Regions from separate parts of the Homo sapiens genome. Here region 1 is linked to region 2. Evidence: read pairs that join two places in POLR2A ChIA-PET (ENCODE). Cell type or tissue: MCF 10A. All regions are shown on one strand. Each heading gives the region's core, and the rest is flanking DNA. Links, peaks and the distances in the headings are about the cores only. Region 1 holds the start of LOC107984220 (a long non-coding RNA gene). Region 2 overlaps CCNY (cyclin Y).

What was found. Peaks named below come from ENCODE experiments on the same cell type or tissue, not always from the same donor. Only the 100,000 strongest peaks of a DNase experiment are listed, where the experiment ranks them.
Region 1: POLR2A ChIA-PET joins it to region 2 with 12 read pairs; 4 of 35 experiments call an interaction of 5 or more read pairs at or near these places.

What each region holds. Positions count from the first base shown.
Region 1 is chr10:35,302,056-35,311,738 of GRCh38, forward strand. LOC107984220 (a long non-coding RNA gene) reads right to left here and starts at 4,660. Exons shown (of 3, transcript XR_007062113.1): 1 at 4,274-4,660. It also overlaps a transcript of CCNY not described here. RefSeq lists a silencer at 2,762-2,821. In MCF 10A, for the core only: no CTCF peak of the experiment used is centred there; DNase peaks (open chromatin) are centred at 5,056 and 5,456.
Region 2 is chr10:35,416,358-35,426,040 of GRCh38, forward strand. The region is part of intron 1 of CCNY (cyclin Y); the gene reads left to right. Among named protein-coding and RNA genes, the nearest start is that of CCNY, 85 kb to the left of the region's middle. In MCF 10A, for the core only: no CTCF peak of the experiment used is centred there; DNase peaks (open chromatin) are centred at 5,344 and 7,734.

The sequences.
Region 1 (9,683 bases), core at 697-8,696, 110 kb before region 2:
CAGGTTCAAGCGATTCTCTGCCTCAGCCTCTTGAGTAGCTGGGACTACAGGCACACGCCACCACGCCTGGCTAATTTTTGTGTTTTTAGTAGAGATGGGGTTTTGCCATGTTGGCCAGGATGGTCTCGATCTCCTGACCTCATGACCCACCTGCCTCGGCCTCCCAGAGTGCTGGGATTACAGGTGTAAGCCACCACGCCCATCCTCATTGCTATTTTTCTATCAAAACAGCAGGTTAATACTTTGACATCTTAATTTTTTTTTTTTTTTTTTGAGACAGAGTCTTGCTCTGTCACCCAGGCTGGAGTGCAGTGGCGCGATCTCGGCTCACTGCAACCTCCGTCTCCTGGGTTCAAGTGATTCTCCTGTCTCAGCCTCCTGAGGAGCTGGCACTGCAGGCATGCACCACCATGCCTGGCTAATTTTTGTATTTTTGGTAGAGACGGGGTTTCTCCATGTTGGCCAGGCTGGTCTCGAACTCCTGACCTCAGGCGATCCACTTGCCTCAGCCTCCCAAAGTGCTGGGATTATAGGCATGAGCCACTGCGCCCGCCCCGACATGTTAATATTTTAAGATGAAGAACAAAACAGCCAACCTAAGAAAAACAACTAGCAGGCACCCAAGGGCATCTCAGGATGAAAAATCTGTGGCTGAACAATTCAATCTACATCATAGCCACTGAGAACAATATTAATTTCTCAATTAGTAGCAAGAGCAGAGAGATCATGAACACATAAGGCTGAGTAGAAAATTGCTAAAACATTTTGAGACATGCTAGCCTAAAAGCTTCTTGTTAGTATGGCATGCTTATTCAGTATAACCAAAACAATATTTATTAGAAATTATAAAGGTAAGGAGGCTGGGCACGGTGGCTCATGCCTGTAATCCCAGCACTTTGAGAAGCCGAGGCAGGAAGATTGCTTGAGGTCAGGAATTCCAGACCAGCTTGGGAAACATAGTGAGACCCTGTCTCTACAAAAATAAAAATAAAAATAATTACCTGGGATGTGTAGTCTCAGCTATTTGGGAGGCTGAGGCAGGAAGATCACTTGAGCCCAGGGATTCCAGGCTGCAGTGAGCCATGACTGCACCACTGCACTCCAGCATGGGTGACAGAGTAAGATCCTGTTTCTTTTTTTTTGAGACTGAGTTTCACTCTTGTTGCCCAGGCTGGAGTGCAATGGCATGACCTCGGCTCACCGCAACCTCCACCTCCTGGGTTCAAGCAATTCTCCTGCCTCAGCCTCCCGAGTAGCTGGGATTACAGGCATGCACCATGACGCCTGGCTAATTTTGTATTTTCAGTAGAGACGGGGTTTCTCCATGTTGATCAGGTTGGTCTTGAACTCTCGACCTCAGGTGATCCTCCCGCCTCAGCCTCCCAGAGTGCTAGGATTACAGGCGAAAGACCATGTTTCTTAAAAAGAAAGAGGAAAGAAGCCCAGGCATGGTGGCTCGTGCCTGTAATCCCAGCACTTTGGGAGGCCGAGGTGGGCAGATCACCTGAGGTCGGGAGTTCGAGACCAGCCTGACCAACATGGAGAAACCCCATCTCTACTAAAAATACAAAATTAGCTGGATGTAGTGGTGCATGCCTGTAATCCCAGCTACTCAGGAGGCTGAGGCAGGAGAATCCCTTGGACCTGGGAGGCGGAGGTTGCGGTGAGCCGAGATCGTACCATTGCACTCCAGCCTGGGCGACAACAGCGAAACTCCGTCTCAAAAAAAAAAAAAAAAAAAAAAAGAGGGAAGGAAGGAAGGAAGGAAAGAAGGAAGGAAGGAAAGAAAGAAAGGTAGATCTATGTCAAATAGAAAAAAACCTAGTCTTTCAAATTTTCCTAATAGATTAAAAGACAAACAAGAGCACAGATTACGATGTGGGGAAAACACTAAGATCCACCACTCTTTATCCACCCATCACAGTCAGCCTGGAATTAGAGCTAATTAGGAAGAAAGGAAAGACCATTCCTGATACCTGCTGGGTGCTAGCCACATGCTCCAGTTTCTCCGTCTCCTGCACCCGTGAATGGGCTTCTGGAAAGCACCAACCCCTCTTCGTCTTTCAGTAGCTTTGCACCTCCTGCACATGGGGGAGCTCAGCATAGGTTTGCTCAGTTCAGGTGACAGGTAGGTTAGAAATGGATTGGGAAAGGTGTTGAAAGTAAGGCTGAGGAGGTTACAATTTATAATCTAATAAGAGCCGTTGTAAGATCTTGAAAAGGCTTTTTTCTCCTTTTATTTTTTTTTTTTTTTTATTTTTTATTTTTTTTTGAGACGGAGTCTCGCTCTGTCGCCCAGGCTGGAGTGCAGTGGCGGGATCTCGGCTCACTGCAAGCTCCGCCTCCCGGGTTCACGCCATTCTCCTGCCTCAGCCTCCCAAGTAGCTGGGACTACAGGCGCCCGCCACTACGCCCGGCTAATTTTTTTGTATTTTTAGTAGAGACGGGGTTTCACCGTTTTAGCCGGGATGGTCTCGATCTCTTGACCTCGTGATCCGCCCGCCTCGGCCTCCCAAAGTGCTGGGATTACAGGCGTGAGCCACCGCTCCCGGCCTTTTTTCTCCTTTTAATTAAAAGTGGTTTGGTTAGCATATTGCAGGTTTTCTCAGCCACAGTACTATTGGCATGTGGAGCTAGATCATTTTTGTTTTGGGGGGCTGTCCTGTGCCTTGTAGGATGTTTAGCAGAATCCCTAGCCTCTACCCACTACATGCCAGTGGCATCCCCTAGTTGCAACAACCAAAAATGTCTCCTGGGGGCATAATTGCCCAGGTTGAGAACCACTAGGGTGTTAGGGGGAGTGCTGAGCCTCAAGGCAGGGGAGATCAGAGGAAGAAGAGCCAAAAAACGTGGGTGGATGGAAGAGACACTAATTCAAGTGTGGTCTAAGAGTAGTGATTCTCATCACTGTTGCCGTGTTGCACAGTATTTAGGAGCCTAATATACAAGTGTCATGTAGTATTGAACTAAAAATCCACAGGAACAATTCATGAGGCATTCCCGTTTGTTTCTTTTGGAAAAATATAAAATCTGACATTGCTTGGAGAAAACCGGAGACAGACTTGTCAGGAAAAGGTTATGGCCACGTGTCCTTTTGCCCGAAGACATTTATCCTTTACGTAACTGGCAATACCAAAAGTAAGCGTGCTTTTTAATGAAAATTGTCATTTTATGGTTACAAAGCTTTCGGTTTATTGTACAAGAGAAAAATTTCCTACAGTTAATGCTCTAATTCCCCCCTGCTAAGGAGTAAATTGTAAAAATACATGCTGTTACTCTTTGAAATGTGGAGTGATGTTCCTTCAAGTCTAGAGGATGCTGCATGAAATCAGCTTCAAGACAGGCTTGAGGTGACAAGAACATGAAATATATATTACATGCAAACACTTTGGTTTTGGAAATCTGCATGTTTATTCCAATGGCATCAGCTGATACTGTGTTCACTGTAACCTAGTAATGTCACAGCAGCATCTGGGGGCATATAATTGTGTCAGAGCTGCTGTTTACCCAGTTAAATGAGACAGAGATTAGGTAAGGTTTGTGCTACTTATCGTTCATTGCCATGGCTTCATCTTCCTAATCCTCCTTATTTTTACCCCTGCAAGAAAGAACAGTTCTAATATCTTCTTGTTTCTGAGTATTGATGATTGGGTTATGTGGATACTTCTGGGTAGATGTCCATTTGGAAAAGATGCTTGCTGAGTGCCCTTTGTACTGACAATGGTGGAAGAAATTTCCTGATTGGGATCTGGCTCTTGATATATGATCCTTAGAGGTAATGTCCCTGTGGATGGTGCTGCCAGTCTGACCCCTTGTAAGACTTCACAGATATGCTTGGGATCATTAGAGTGGGTTTCATTTCTATCACAGAAGGAGTTGATATAAGGTGCAGGAAATCTACTCCTATTTTCCAAAGTTAGTTTCCAGTACAGTAACACATCCTGTGTAATTTTTTACTTAAAATTCATGTTTCATATGCCATTTTTTTTCTTTATGAGAGACAGAGTCTCACTCTGTTGCCCAGCCTGGAGTGCAGTGGTGCAATCTCGGCTCACTGCAGCCTCTGCCTCTCAGGTTTAAGTGATTCTCCTGCCTCAGCCTCCTGAGTAGCTGGGATTACAGGCACACGCCACTACACCTGGTTAATTTTTGGATTTTTAGTAGAGACAGGGTTTCACCATGTTGGCCAGGTTGGTCTTGAACTCCTGACCTCAAGTGATCCACCTGCCTCAGCCTCCCAAAGTGCTGGGATTACAGGCGTGAGCCACCATACCTGGCCAACCATCTTGGATTTGTCATTCAGCACAGCATGGAAGTTGGCGCCAGGCATCTTGCTTCTTTGTACAATATTTCCATTTCCTGAGATCATGCCACTTGAGGGAGGCCTGCCTGGGTTTCCACCAGCTCCTTCCCTGGCTTTCGGTCCATTCCAGCTTCTCCGAACAGAACTCTGTCCCTGCTTGGGGGACCAAGAAGGCACAAGGGCAAACCCACACATGAATGAAGTTTGTGGGTCATTTAGCATGAAGCAAGCATCATGGCAGAAGCTGTTTGGGAAGAGCTGGTCTTTCTGGTACTCCCCGGTCTGTTCACTGTCCTCACCCCTTCTCCCACATGCCCTCTCCCCTTCTCCCACATGCCCTCTCCCCTCCTTCTCCTTTTCTTTCTTTCCTCCTTCATTTTCTACATGACATAACAACCTTCAGGTAGCAAAACATCTGCTAGGAGTCATCCTGGCTTTTGTGTGTAAATCTGGTTTTTAGGACGCTCTTTAAAGAAAGTTTTATCTTAGGGGGCCAGGAGGATGGCAGGAGTGCTGTCAAATAGCCTCAGAGCAATATGTCCAGGAGCCCAGGCATCTGCTAGAAAAGCACGTGTAGCTGCAAAGATAAGGGTTTCTATCAGTCAGGGAATCAGTAAGTTCTCTCCTACTCACCTGAGGGCGTGCAGTCCCGCACCCTAGGAAGCAGTACACGGCAACATACCTTGCTGCTGGGCTGGGCTGCAGTGCTTCAGTGCTGCTGCTCACTAACCTTGTGCCCTCGGGTAACACGCTGGCAACCTGGGCCTCTGCTTCCTGATTCATAACTCAGGGATGACGACAGCAAGCTCCCTCATCAGGCTGTGGTGCGGGTTAAGCGAGTTTATAAATTGAAAATGCTAGCTCATAGTCCACATTCAAGAAATGTCAGCTGTAATAATATCATTATCCTTGTCCTCAAGGAACTTGAAAACTAGTTAGACAGATGGAACATCTGTGAAAGAATTACAAAAAAGAGTCAGCCCAGGTGTGGCGGCTCACGCGCATAAACGCCATGGAGTTTAAAGAAGAATGAAATGTTTCAGCATCTGAGCTATCAGATAATGTTAGCAGAGGACGGAGATTATGTTAGAGCTTGCAAGTTGTTAAGCCAACAAACATTAAGCACCTATTCCTGTGACTCACTCACCCAACTGGGTGTTTGCCATATGACTCTGATTTTGCCAATCACGTTTTGCTAATCCTAAAACGAGGCACAATTCAGATCTTTATGCTAGGTACTGGGCTAAATAACCTTCCATGCATGATGCCATTTTCATCCTTTCAACAACCCCGAAATAAGGTTATATGTATATATATATATACGTGTATATCTACACGTGTATATATGTATATATATACACACACACATATATGTATATATATACATATTGATGTGTATATATGTGTGTGTGTGTGTGTGTGTGTGTGTGTGTGTGTGTGTGTATATATATATATATATATTTTTTTTTTTTTTTCTGAGATGGAGTCTTGCTCTGCTGCCCAGGCTGGAATGCAATGGCGCAATCTTGGCTCACTGCAACCTCCGCCTCCCGGGTTCAAGTGATTCTCCTGCCTCAGCCTCCTGACTAGCTGGGATTACAGGCGACCACCATCACGTCCAGCTAATTTTTGTATTTTAGTAGACACGGGGTTTCACGATGTTGGGCAGGCTGGTCTGGTACTCCTGACCTCAAGTGATCCACCCGCCTCGGCCTCCCAAAGTGCTGGGATTACAGGCATAAGCCACCGTGCCCGGCCGAGGTAGTAATAATTTTATGGATAAAGAAATTGAGGTTTTGGAGCTGTTAGTTTGTCTAAGATCAAAGCACTAACACATGGCAGAGCTTAGAATGGAGCAGGATCACAGATTGCCTGATGGCAGAGCACGCAAAAGAGGAGGAGGTGGGAGGCTGGGCACAGTGGCTCATGCATGCCTGTGATCCCAGCACTTTGGGAGGCCAAAGTGGGAGGATCGCCTGAGCCCAGGAGTTCAAGACCAGCTTGAGCAACACAGTGAGACTCCATCTCAACTAAAAAGTAAAAAACAGCTGGGCATGGTAATGTGCACCTGTAGTCCTGGCTACTTGGGAGGCTGAGGTGGGAGGATCACTTGAGCCTGAGAGTTTGAGGCTGCAGTGAGTTATGATCCTGTCACTGCACTCCAGCCTGCGTGACAGAGTGAGCCCATGGGGAGGAGGGAAGAGGATGTGTGAGGTGTGACAGTCTGGACAGAGAGGGAGCCTGGAAGAGGTGTGGAGGGCAGGGACCCAATGAAGCCAATATTCTAGTGGGAACAGGGCATCTGTGGGGGAGCCTGAGTGACATATATAATGTGAGACTAATGGGCTACCGGCAGATAAGAGCTCATTTCAGCTTGAGAGAAGGCAGCCAGACAAAAGGAAGTAGCAGCCATGCGGATGTGACCTGGTGAGGGCTCAGAGTCGGGGCAAAAAGAACAAAAAGGAAACAGTGAAGTCTAGGGGACCCCTGGAAGGCAATATTGACAGGTGTCTGTGACAGCTTGGATGACGATGGTCAATTAGAGAGGGAGGGTGAGAGTGATCTCAGAGTCCTTGCCTCAGCAGTCCTGAAAATAGTGATCTTCAACCAGGCCAGGAAAACAGGGAAGGTGGGTGGGAAAGGAGGTGTTGTTTTACACACATTAAGCTTAGGGGAATGTGTGGGAATCTTGTAAACATTTGGACAGACAGAGACTGGGGTATATGGGGGAGTCCAAGCCTGGAGACAAAGATTTGAGAATCAGCCATGCAGAGGGAAAGGCTACATCTGCAAGGCAGTGGCTCACGGCTAAAGTAAGGAAAAGTGGCCACAAAGGGAAAAAGAGTGGTTTGGATGGTTACAGGAAAATCAGGAAAACAGAAACAGTGTCTCAAGGAAGAATGGCCCTCCACATGAGATAGGTCAGCAATCACTCAGGTCCTGTGAGGAAGCACACTCGGACTCAGTGGACTGTGAGGGTGGAGGAATTCCCCACCTGCCTCTGGGTGATGGAGAATCTACCTGGGAGGCTTGTGGATGACAGGTGGAGAGGAAGAGCAGTGGGTTTTTTGTTTTTCTTTTTCAGAGACAGAATCTGGGTGTCACCCGGGCTGAAGTGCAGTGGCACCATCAAAGCTCTCTGCAGCCTCGAACTCCTGGGCTCAAGATACTTCTGCCTCACTCTCCCAAGTAGCTGGGACTGCAGGCACACACCACCATACCCAGCTAATTTTTGAATTTTCTGTAGAGATGAGGTCTCACTATGTTGCTTAGGCTGGTCTCGAACTCCTCGGCTCAAGTGATTCTCCTGTCTCAGCCTCCCAAAGTGATGAGATTGCAGGCATGAGCCACTGTGCCCAACCTCCAAGTCTTTGTTAAAAACTAATTTTTTATTGATACATGATAGTTATACATATTTCTGGAGTACATGTGTTATTTACTTATTTATTTATTTATTTAGAGACAGAGTCTCGCTCTGTCGCCCAGGCTGGAGTGCAGTGGTGCAATCTCCACTCACTTGCAAGCTCCACCTCCCAGGTTCACGCCATTCTCCTGCCTCAGCCTTCCGAGTAGCTGGGACTGCAGACGCCCGCCACCATGCCCAGCTAATTTTTTGTATTTTCAGTAGAGGCAGGGTTTCACCATGTTAGCCAGGATGGTCTCGATCTCCTGACCTTCTGATCCGCCCGCCTCAGCCTCCCAAAGTGCTGGGATTACAGGCACGAGCCACTGCACCCAGCTGGGAACCACCATTCTTTTCTCTAACTCCATGAGATCAACTGTTTCAAGTTTCCTACATATTAGAGAGATCATGTGGTATTTGTCTTTCTGTGCCTGGCTTATTTCATTTCACATAATGTCCTCCAGGTCAACTCATGTTGCTGCAAATGACAGGATTTCATCTTTTATGGCTGAATAATAGTCCATCATGTATATGTACCATATTTTCTTTATCCATTCATTTGCTGATAGGCACTGGGGTTGATATTTTGGCTGTTGTGAATTGTGCTCCAATAAACATACAAGTACAGTACCTCTTTGATATGCGTCTTTCTTTTGGATATATACTAGCAGTGGGCTTGCTAGATCAAAGGTAGTTTTGATTTGTAGTTTTTTGAGGAACTTTCATATGGTTTCCATGGCTGTATTAACTCACATTCTCACCAACAGTGTATATCCCCTTTCCCTGTATCCTCACCAAGATTTGTTATTTTTTGTCTTTTTGACAATAGCCATTGTAACTGGGGTGCAATATCTCACTGTAGTTTTGCTTTGCATTTTGCTGATGATGAGTGATGCTGAGCATTTTTCATACAACTGTTGGTCATTTGTGTGTCTTCTCCAAGCTTTTTTGATTGCTTAGCCTTTGTAGTGTGATTACTTTTTGAGCAGTCTTAATATATGTATAGTTTTAAATTATACATACACACTACTATGATTAGCTAACATCTTAAGTTATATTATTCACCAGGGCGAGTTCACTATTAAAAACAGAGGATTGGCCGGGAATCGTGGCTCACGCCTGTAATCCTAGTACTTTGGGAGGCCAAGGTGGGAGGATTGCGTGAGTCCAGGAGTTCAAGACCAGCCTGGGCAACATGGTGAAACCCTGTCTCAACAAAACAAAACAAAACAAAACAAAACAAAACAAAACAAAACAAAACAAGAGGATTGGAAGGCACAGTGACTCATGCCTATCATCCCAACACTTTGGGAGGCTGAGGCAGGAGGATTGCTTGAGGCCAGGAGTTGGAAACCAGGCTGGTCAACATAGCCAGATCCTGTCTCTACAAAAGCAAAATAATTAAAGTTAGCTAGACACGGTGGTGCATTCCTGTAGTCCCAGCTACTTGAGAGGCTGAGGCAGGAGGATCCTTGGAGCCCAGGAGTTCGAGGCTGCAGTGAGCTATGATTGTACCACTGCACTCCAGCCTGGGCCACAGAGCAAGACCCTGTCTCAATTAACAACAACAACAAAAAAATACAGGATATAATTTTATATTTCAAATGTTCTTGATAATTAAAAAATTATTTTTGGTTGAGCACAGTGGCCCATGCCTGTAATCCTAGCACTTTGGGAGGCTGAGGCGGGTGGATCACCTGAGCCCAGGAGTTCAATACCAGTGTGGGCAAAATGGCCAGACCCTGTCTCTCCAAAAAATACAAAAATTAGCCAGGCATAGTGGCATGTGCCTTTAGTCCCAGCTACTTGGGAGGCTGAGGTGGGAGGATCACTTGAGCTCAGGGAGTTTGAGGCTGCAGTGATCCAAGATTGTGCCACTGCACTCCAGTCTGGGCAACAGAGGGAGACCCCGTCCCCCCCACCCCCCCAAAAAAAAGTTTTTGGCTGAGTGTGGTGGCTCACGCCTGTAATCCCAAC
Region 2 (9,683 bases), core at 1,160-9,159:
GGAGGTTGAAACGGGAGGATTCTTTGCGTCTAGGAGTTTGAGACCAGCCTGGGCAACATAGTGGGACACCGTCTTCTAAAAATAATAAAATAAAATGGGGAATCCTTTTGATTGGGGAGAAATTAGAATCTAATTTTGGAAAGGGGCATAAAATAATTCATGAGTTTGGGGAAGCACCATGACGTATAATTACCTAGTTATCTCTTAAATTTCAAAATTGGACTTAATTGAGCAAATGGTGGTGAAGATACCATAGAACAAAAGATTTCCTGTTGCTTTCTGTGCTTTTTTATTATATGAAATGATGTGGCATGATTTATTTGGTTGTTACTGTCTGGTTGTGAACGTGAGCAACCTTTAACAGATGGCTGAAATGGGGCCCAGTTGGAAGGAGGGCCGCGGACCACCTGCTTTTGTGGCCCTGTTGCCCTGGAGATCACTCCAGCTGTGACTGTTGATGGCCTGTGGGGGCAAAATCAACTCTTCAGACAGGTGGCAGCGGGACTACACTCTAGACTAGAGGAAACCAGGGAAGAGAAAGCCCAGCCTGAGTGTAGCAGGAAAGAAACTGAAGTCTAGGGTCATTAATACTAGCCTTCATAACCCATCAAACAGTGAAAGTGTATTTCTTGCTTAAACAAAACCATGCAGATTAACCCTCCTCCATCCTGTGGCCACCTTCTTCAGCAGTAACACAGAGTCGAGAGAGGCATACTTACTGCCTTACTGTGGAAATGAAACACATCACTTCTTATGCTCCATTGTGGCCCTGGCTGATTGCAAGGATGACCAGGAAATGCTGGGAAGCACGTGGAATGCCAGTCTTTGCTTTGACCTCTCAGTACAGCTTTTCTGTCGAGGAGGTATTTAGAATCAGTCATCTTTGTGGATTGCAAAGAGGTGTTCTCATTCCACAGTGCCTTTCAGGGAGTAAGAGGACAAGCCGATCCCATTAGCTGTGGAGCAGAGTGGCCCAGAGCAGGGGCTCTGGCATCTGAGTCTCAGCTCTTGATTCACCACTTACCATGTGACTTTGAGCAAATCATTTAACTTTTCTGCCTTAATGTCACCATCTGTATAATGGGGTCACTAATAGGACTGTTACAAATATGAAATGATGTATGAGGGAAAGAGAAGTTGATGATGGTCAGTTTTAGCTAAAATGTTTGAGCATGTTTTTCTTTGTTTTAATAAAGGGGAAGGTTAAAACAAAACTCCTTAAGAGGTGTTTATAGACACCAGATGATTTGTAGAGCTTTTGGTCGTGTAGTTTTAATTCTAGGGTGTTTGCCTTTTGTTATTTCTTTTAGGTGTTTTAAGGAATCAGACCTGCATCTTTTAATGGCATTAATTTCTTTTAACTTGCATATTCTAATAATAATGAACAAGCCATCTATCAGAGCCCAATCTGTTATGCTCCAGAGAATTGTAAGAGATTAAATTACATTTTTAGGGGTCTCTAATCCTGTCTCTGGGTTGACAGAATTGGGAGAGTGAAGAGGAAGCTACCAGGAATAGTTCACCTCTCTAGCAATCTGTTCTCTTTTTTTCATCAGCTGTTTCCAAAAGCCTTCAGCAAGATGCTGTGTGACATTCAGCTGGTACCATTTCCAGTAAGTCTAAAAAAGCTCTAAGCCCAGGCCTTTTGGAATATGTCTCCTTTAGGAAAAATCATCAGTAAAGCTTGAGGATAAGACTTTTGAGTATAAAGTGGGGTTTATGCTGCAAAGTAGAAACTGAATCATTTAGCTTCAATTTTAGTGAAGGGCTGAGAGTTTATATAACAGAACTGCCTAAATGCTCTCTTTTATATCAGGGCTTGTGAATATCAACAGCAGGGAGCAGGGAAGTAGGAAACTTTCTTCAGTGACCTGGATGGAGAGTTTAGTGAGCTTTTTCTACACCAAATGTGTAGCTGTGTCTGCCTGTAGCCGGGGGTGGAGGAATGAAAAGGCTGAGAAACCCCCACCCCCGGCTTGATCACCACACTTTCTCAAGGAAACCTGTACTGCAAAGCTCTCTTCTACCAGGAGGGAAGATGGAGAGAACAAGATAGAAAAAAACATGCCCTTGCTTGAGCCTATGGAGAAATTGGGCAATCAGTTTTCATCTATGAAGCAGTGGGAGCCATGTCCTACGGACAGAATTAAATGTGTCCTCTTGTCCACAGGCCCTCTCCTGTGCATTCAGGTGGTGTGGTCGTGGTGCCCCATAACAATGATAACAGATGGGGTAAGCGGTAACTGAGAATATGCCTCCGTTGCTCAGAGTAGAGGGTGCTCAAGTGTAGGGGGCGTATGTGGGGGACAGTGGAGGTAGAGCGAGCACAGCCTAGCAATTCCCAGTGAGGCTCTGGAGTCAGAATGCCTGGTATGAACCCTGGCCCTGTTGCTTGCTCATGTGAGGTGTGATGTAGGCGGTTTCTTTCACTCTGCTGTGCTCAGTTTCTTCATCTGTAGAATGGGGATATAATAGTAGTTTTTTTTTTTTTAATCTCTCTGTCACCAGGCTGGAGTGCAGTGGCGCTATCTCTGCTCACTGCAACCTCCGCCTCCTGGGTTCAAGCAATTCTTGTGCCTCAGCCTCCCGAGTAGCTGGGATTATAGGCACGCGCCACCACACCCAGCTAATTTTTGTATTTTTAGTAGAGATGGGGTTTCACCATGTTGGCCAGGCTGGTCTTGAATTCCTGACCTCGTGATCAACCCGCCTCCCAAAGTGCTGAGATTATAGGCATGAGCCACCGCACCCGGGTGGGATATAATAGTATTTATGTCCTATTGTCCTTATGAATTAATGCATGTGAAGTAGTTAGGATACTATTTTGACATACTGTGGGTGCTCAATTGTATTACTATTATTTGGGAATTCTTGAAGAACAGTTAATTAAAAAGTAGGTTGAAGTTTATTGTGAAGCATCTCTAATGTGGTTTGATGTGAAGGAATTTGGGCTTATCCTTTGAGCATTAAAAATTTTAAGCAAAGAAATGGTATGAAGGAAGTGTTTTAGAGGTATTGAAACCCTGGCAGAATGGCACAGGTTGGATCCGAGGTAGAAAGAGAAAGGTGGTAGGAAGGCTGACGGGAGAAAAAGTAATCCAGGTATGACCCAGGGTATGTGCTAGGGTGGTGGCCATGGACCATGAGGGAAGGACTGGGTTGCATTAGACCGTTCCTTTTTTTTTTTTTTTAGCAATCTGGAGGATTTTTAAGGTGATAAGTTATCGGTCTGAGGAAGTTATTGGATAGCTAATTTGGAGATAATTCAAAACTAAACCCCATTAGATATACAGCTCATTTTAGTTGCATATCAACTCATTTGATATACAACTCAATTAGTCCTACAGATTGATTTTAACTGCTTTATCTCATGTCTCTCTTTATATACGTTTACGTAAATATATGTGTGCATTTATGTGTGTGTGTGTGGTATATAATACTTTAGGTTTTGATACTTTTAGGTCATTCATACAGCATTGTGACTGCTGAAATTAGGAAATAGGCTGACAGATTACTAATTTCTAGGCAAACTTTATAATTAAAAGAAGAAATAGATATGGCTGTAATTTTTTTTTTTTTTTTTTTTAGTACAGTTCAAAATAAATGGTGCCCTTTGGTCCTGCAGATGGTTTCTTTCTTATCTAGTTTTTTCTCTACATGAAAAGTTTTGCTGACTCCTGTTCTTAATTTTCTATTGTTCTTAATTTAGGTCCTATGTCTGTGCTTGCCTGATTTTTCCTGTGACTATCTTTTACAGATAAAATAGTGGAAGAATCATCATGTATATAAGTTCAAGAAGTTTTCATTAAGCTGCTAATTTCCTAAAGAAATCTGGATCATGGTGCATCCTTTGTTTGTGTGTGGGAGGATATAGTGATACTGAATGAATCATGTCTTGCTCTGTAGCAAGAGGAATATTTGGTAAAGTTGATGTTGTTTGCTTTGGTGAGCAGTGGAGGTGGAGTGGGATCCGACCCCAGTGGCCCTAAAAGCAGCGAGCCCTAGAAACCAGGCCCACCTGGGTTTTCCTGGCTCTCTCTCACTTGTGCCCTCTTGTTTCTCATGAAAATGTGAAGCTGCTGTGATATTTTGGGGTCTCTGATTTGGCACAGGTAGCTTTTCAGTGACTTTGCAACTACTCTTTCTGCATATCTTCAGTTTGAGATGAACATGTTTGTGCAACTCAGCAACTCAGCACCTGATGGGGATTCTGGAGAGTGCACTGTGGGATCTAGGATCACCTTACCCAGTTCCCAATGACCAATTCATGAGGAAGTCGCAATCTCACACCAGAATCTCACTGGAAAACAAAATCAGACTCTCACCTAAAAAGTAGGGACTGAATATGAAGTAAACTTTTTTAAAGCAAATATGTTTTCAAACCGCAAAAACAGATGCTTTCTTTTGGCAGTTTTGCTCATCAAACCTAAGCTGAATGTGAACGGAGACTAATTTTTAACTGTTAATTCACAGCCTAAATGGCAATGAGTCTGAATTCTAATTTCAAAATCTTATTTGAACTCTGTGTTTGGCTGACTGAAGTGAAAAATGTATTGTTGTTTACTGATTCAGAATCATACCCTGCAGCATTTTAAGCCAATTTTGAGCAAGTCATGGCCAAGTGTAAATTTGCGTACTTAACATTTATTTGTTAGTCACACAGCCAGCCCAGTGGATAGGCCTGTTTGAAGTCAGGCTGTGTGCACCTATGCCAGTGCCGGCTCTGCTTTGGGGTGGGATTTTGGGTGTAGGACGAGGTTCAAAGGACCTGGCTGAGGACGGCCACACGGGTTGGACAGGCCGCTTCTGGAGAAGCCCACTCAGGTGTTGTTCCTGGATCACCTTTCTAGGCCAAGTGTAAAAGGAGAGGGAATTTCTTTGTTAAATTCATTCCTGGTTTCAGGGCCCTTTTGTTACCTTCTCTTCCACATGAGCTCCCGTCTCTGTGCTGCAGGAAGTTCAGAGGCACGGTTTATCATGGGTGCTTGGCACCACTCTCTCTCTAACTATGTGGATCCTAACTCCAGTCTCCTGATGGTCAGCTTGACGCGGGTTCACTGGATCAGTGCCTTCCAGTCCTGGGCAGGTGCTCTGTTTCTGTTATTCTAGAACCCCCGACCCAGGGAACACAGAGCTTGCTGGTCTGCCTTCATTTTCTCACCTCCAATTTAAGACCAAGTAATTTTATTTTGCCTTCATTTGGTATTTAGAAGCGTCGGGTGGCTTTTGTCAGGGACAGTTTCATGCCTCTCTGGCTTTTGTCCGTGTTGCCTGGTGCTCTTCTAGCTGGCCCTGCTGACTGGAGTCTGTGATGGACTCCCATTTTCTTGAGCTGAGTCACTTGTTTTCCTCCAGGATGCCGTTCCCTACAGCTCATCCTGCTTGTTTTCACTTACTTTCCTGTTTTCTGCCCTTGCTCTTATATCCAGGCCTGTTAGATCTGAATCTAGTCATTCTGCTTTCTCTTCAGAGGTTTCTCTTGACAGTAAATATAAATACAGTAATTTCTGTGGGCCAGATATGGTTCTCAGTGTTGGGTGAATTTTAATTCAGTCTCCGTAACAATCTTAGGTGGATACTCATCTCCATTTTGCAGAGGGGAAACTGAAGCACAGAGAAAGTCACTGCCCCACAGTCATCAGGGTGCCAAGTGGAGGAGTCAGGGTTGAAGTCAGAAAAGCTGGCTCCTGAGCCTGCACTCTTAAATGCTATTCTATATTCTTTTTAAAACATTTTTTTGACTTATTTTGTATTCTATAAATATTTTTGACTCATTTTTCCATCTAATTTTACACCTTTCTATTCTTTTAAAATTTTTTTAAAATTTAAATTTAAAACCTACAGTCGTCAATAAAACATTATTCTATATTCTTGCTGGCTCGTGGCACCTCAGCTGTCTGGAATCTTCTATGTGGCCTCCTTGATCCCGGGATGAGTTAGCTTTTTCATATGATATTCAGCTACAATTCTATATAGGCAGTTGTGTTTTGAAAAAAGCATTGGACTTAGCATTAGATCCGAGCTCCTGGCTGCAGTGCATGACTGATTGTGTGGCCTTGTCTAAGCTCTGTAACCTCTCTGACCTGCGTTTCCCTGTCTTGTAGTATGAGCTGACTCGTGGGCATTTGAGAAGATTAAATGTGAGTAAGTAGCAAGGTACTTGACACATAAAGGCAATCAGAAAATGGCAGTTATTGTGCTTGTAATTTAAAAAGTTGAAAGCTGTTATAGACTTTCAAGATATGTTGTTTTATGTTTACATTTAGTCAGTTAATTCTGGTTTATAATTGATTAGGCCAAGAAGAGAGGTCTCTTAATCAGCATTCCATTAGAGATTTATTTATTTATATTTGCTTATTTTTTTGTCATTTAAGAGTTAAAGGAATAGAGAGAATTGTGCCATTTAAATGAAATCTTTTTAGCATTAGTTACGTGTTAGGATGTCTGTTTATCCTTCATGATTTTTTTGTTTTATTGCTAAAAAACATGGACTCATTTAATTGTCTAGCTAGTAAAAGGCCTTTATAAAATTTTTCTCTAAGAGCACAATAACATAGTATTTGCTTTTATTTAAGTGCAGTCTTTGTAACTGACTTTACATTTTGTTAGATGGTACTGAATCAACCACAGTTACTGCTTTAGTTAATAGCACTGAAAAATCACTTGATTTGTGAATCTATTTCTAGTGTTTTGTATGCTGAACTCTCCACCTCCCCAGTCTCCTAAAGTAAAATGACTAGTTGTCCTTTGGTGGTGTTTAGTCTGTGTGATGTTTGCCTTTAATTCATTTCCACTTTTTTTTATAGAGTCTTTTTTCATTTATTTAAAAATTTTCGGCCAGGTGTGGTAGCTCACACCTGTAATGTCAACACTTCAGGAGGCCGAGGCAGTTGGATTGCTTGAGCCTAGGTGTTCGAGACCAGGCTGGGCAATGTGGCAAAACCCCGTCTCTACAAAACATGCAAAAATCAGCTGGGCATGGTGACGCGCACCTGTATTCTCAACTACTTGGGAGGCTGAGGTCCGCGGATTACCTGAGCCCAGGGAGGTTGAGGCTACAGTGAATCATGATTATACCAATGCACTCCAGCCTGAGTGACAGAGGGAGACCCTGTCTCAAAAAAAAAAAAAAATTCTGCTGAAAGAGGCTTTTTTTTTTTGGTGGGGTGGGGAGACGTACATTGAGGGTGTTTGTTGTAAGCAGCAGGTTATTTTGGTACACTGTACATTTTATTAAGGGATTTTTCCTCCTGGGTTTGTTGAATGGTGGCGGATGTCTCAGTTTGGTTTCAGTAACTGAATCCTTCAGAGACCCATGCAAAGAAACCTTTTGTCCAAGAAGAACTTTGACCTGCCTCAGTCCTGGGTTGCTGGCTATGACCAGATTAGGTAAGTGATTAAAAATAGCAGAACTCTTTTGTAGACATAATCCTTTGAAAATTCTCAAATTTGCTTATTCCGAACTCCTATAAGCTTACAATTATCCGAAGGTCACTTACTTTTCACCTAATAGAAATTATAAGAAGATAGGGGTTAGAGAAGAGTTTTTCAGATAGTATCTGAGACGATCACCTCAACATGGAAATGAGGAAACTGAGGCTGGGGTTGGGAGAGGTAATTCCCATACCAGTAACAAGGTGGCAGAACAGAGAGAGGGTGAGAGCCTGGCTCTGTGGCCACACTGCCTGGGGCTCTGGGGACTTGACTAAGTTGTGTGGACTCTCGGAGCCTCGTTTCTCATCTGTCAAGAGGGAGAAGTTAGTAATCATAGCTCCTGCAGAGTAGTTATGAGGATTGAATGAGTCAGTATACCTTAGAGCATTCAGACAGCACCCAGCCTAGCATAAGTTCTCAAATGTTTTTTTCTTTTCTTTTCTTTTCTTTTTGAGACGGAGTTTCACTCTTGTTGCCCAGGCTGGAGTGCAATGGCGTGATCTCGGCTCACCGCAACCTCCACCTCCAGGTTTCAAGCGATTCTCCTGCCTCAACCTCCCAAGTAGCTGGGATTACAGGCATGCGCCACCACACCTGGCTAAGTTTATATTTTTAGTAGAGACGGGGTTTCTCCATGTTGGTCAGGCTGGTCTCGAACTGCCGACCTCAGGTGATCTGACCGCCTCGGCCTCCCAAAGTGCTGGGATTACAGGCGTGAGCCACCGCGCCCAGCCGTTATTTTCTAATAATTGTAGTAAACACCCCCCTGCATTTCTGCATTGCCTTGGGGCTTACAGAGTATTTTCTCACTCATCTCATTTGATGCTCACAGAATCAACACAGGGAGGCATGTCTGATACTATTAAGTGCTTGCCAGGGTCTCCCAGCTCTCACATAGCCTGATCAGAGCCTAGTCTTGCAACTCCTAAGTCTAGCTGAGAACCAAGGCGTGTTCCCAAGTGTGCCTGGCCAGGCGCATAAAGATACAAAATCGATGCTTTAAAACTTGTGTACAGTGTGTTCTTTAGAAAGTCCCTGACGCTGTTGCCAAGAACCTGTTTGTGTTAGGGAAATGCCTAATCCACACTGTCCTCCAGCCACACCAGGTTGGGGAGTCTAAGTGAAGATGTAAGGGGTGGCACTGGTTTTAAAAACAAAAACAGAATCATGGTTTCTGCCTCTGAGAACCTGCTCCCACCCCGGTACAATGGCTGCTTCCAAAGAGGTCCTGCTGCTGTGTGCTGTGTTCCCAGGAGTGGCCATGAAGATTCCACTTGTGCTGTGAGCATGTATAGTCATACCTCCTGCATGCACGGGAGACACACACTGTTCCTCTGCCCCAGAAACTGCCAGGCCGATGTTGGAGCCGCTGCCCTCCAAACAAGACTGGTTTCAGGCTTGCAGTTCCCATTTCCCACAGCACTTTGTGATAATAGTTCATTTGACTTACTCTTTGTTGTTTTCTCCTGTTTTGATCAGGAGCCTTGGATAGGCCTGAAGATTATTGCATTGGTATTGTATTAGATTAAAAAATTGGCTCTCGTAAACTGGTACTTCCTGATTGGAAGGCGGCTGTTTAAATTTATTCATGTGCTTTGACCTAGGAATTTCCACTTTACAGAGTTTATCCCAGGAATACTCATACATGTTTGCAAAGGTAGGGATTCATCATAGCATTGTTTATTATAACTCCGTAATAGAATATTAGTTGAGTTATGGTACATTCATAGAGTGGGATGTTATATATGGCTTAAAATGAATTTTGTAAGTGTGAATATGGAAAGGTATCCAAAAATATATAACAAAGAACAGTATGGTAAGAATGCACCAATGTTTGTTTATAGCATATGTAGTGTGGGAACTCCAAGGGAGAAATGAATGATTTAATCTGGAAAAATGTGTTGTAATAGTTGGGAGCACGAGTGTACCTTGTGGAGGGAATGTAACCTTGCTATGGAGGACTTTCTGCTTTCTAACTTTTACATCTGTGTAAATCTGTATAAATGTTTAGTTAGATGTATTGCTTTTGCAATCAGAAAAACTACAAACTAAACAACAAAAACTTACCCTTGTTAGTGACTCATCCAGTGCCCTTAGTGACCAACTCTGACCCCAATTCTCTTCTAGGAGGGCAGTCTCTCCATCTTTATGCTGCTCAGAGGCTTCAGGAGAGGACTGCAGCTTCCTTTTCACCCTGGGGGAGACTCTGAATCCTGGCCATAGCCAGCAGCACCAAGGAGCCCACTCAG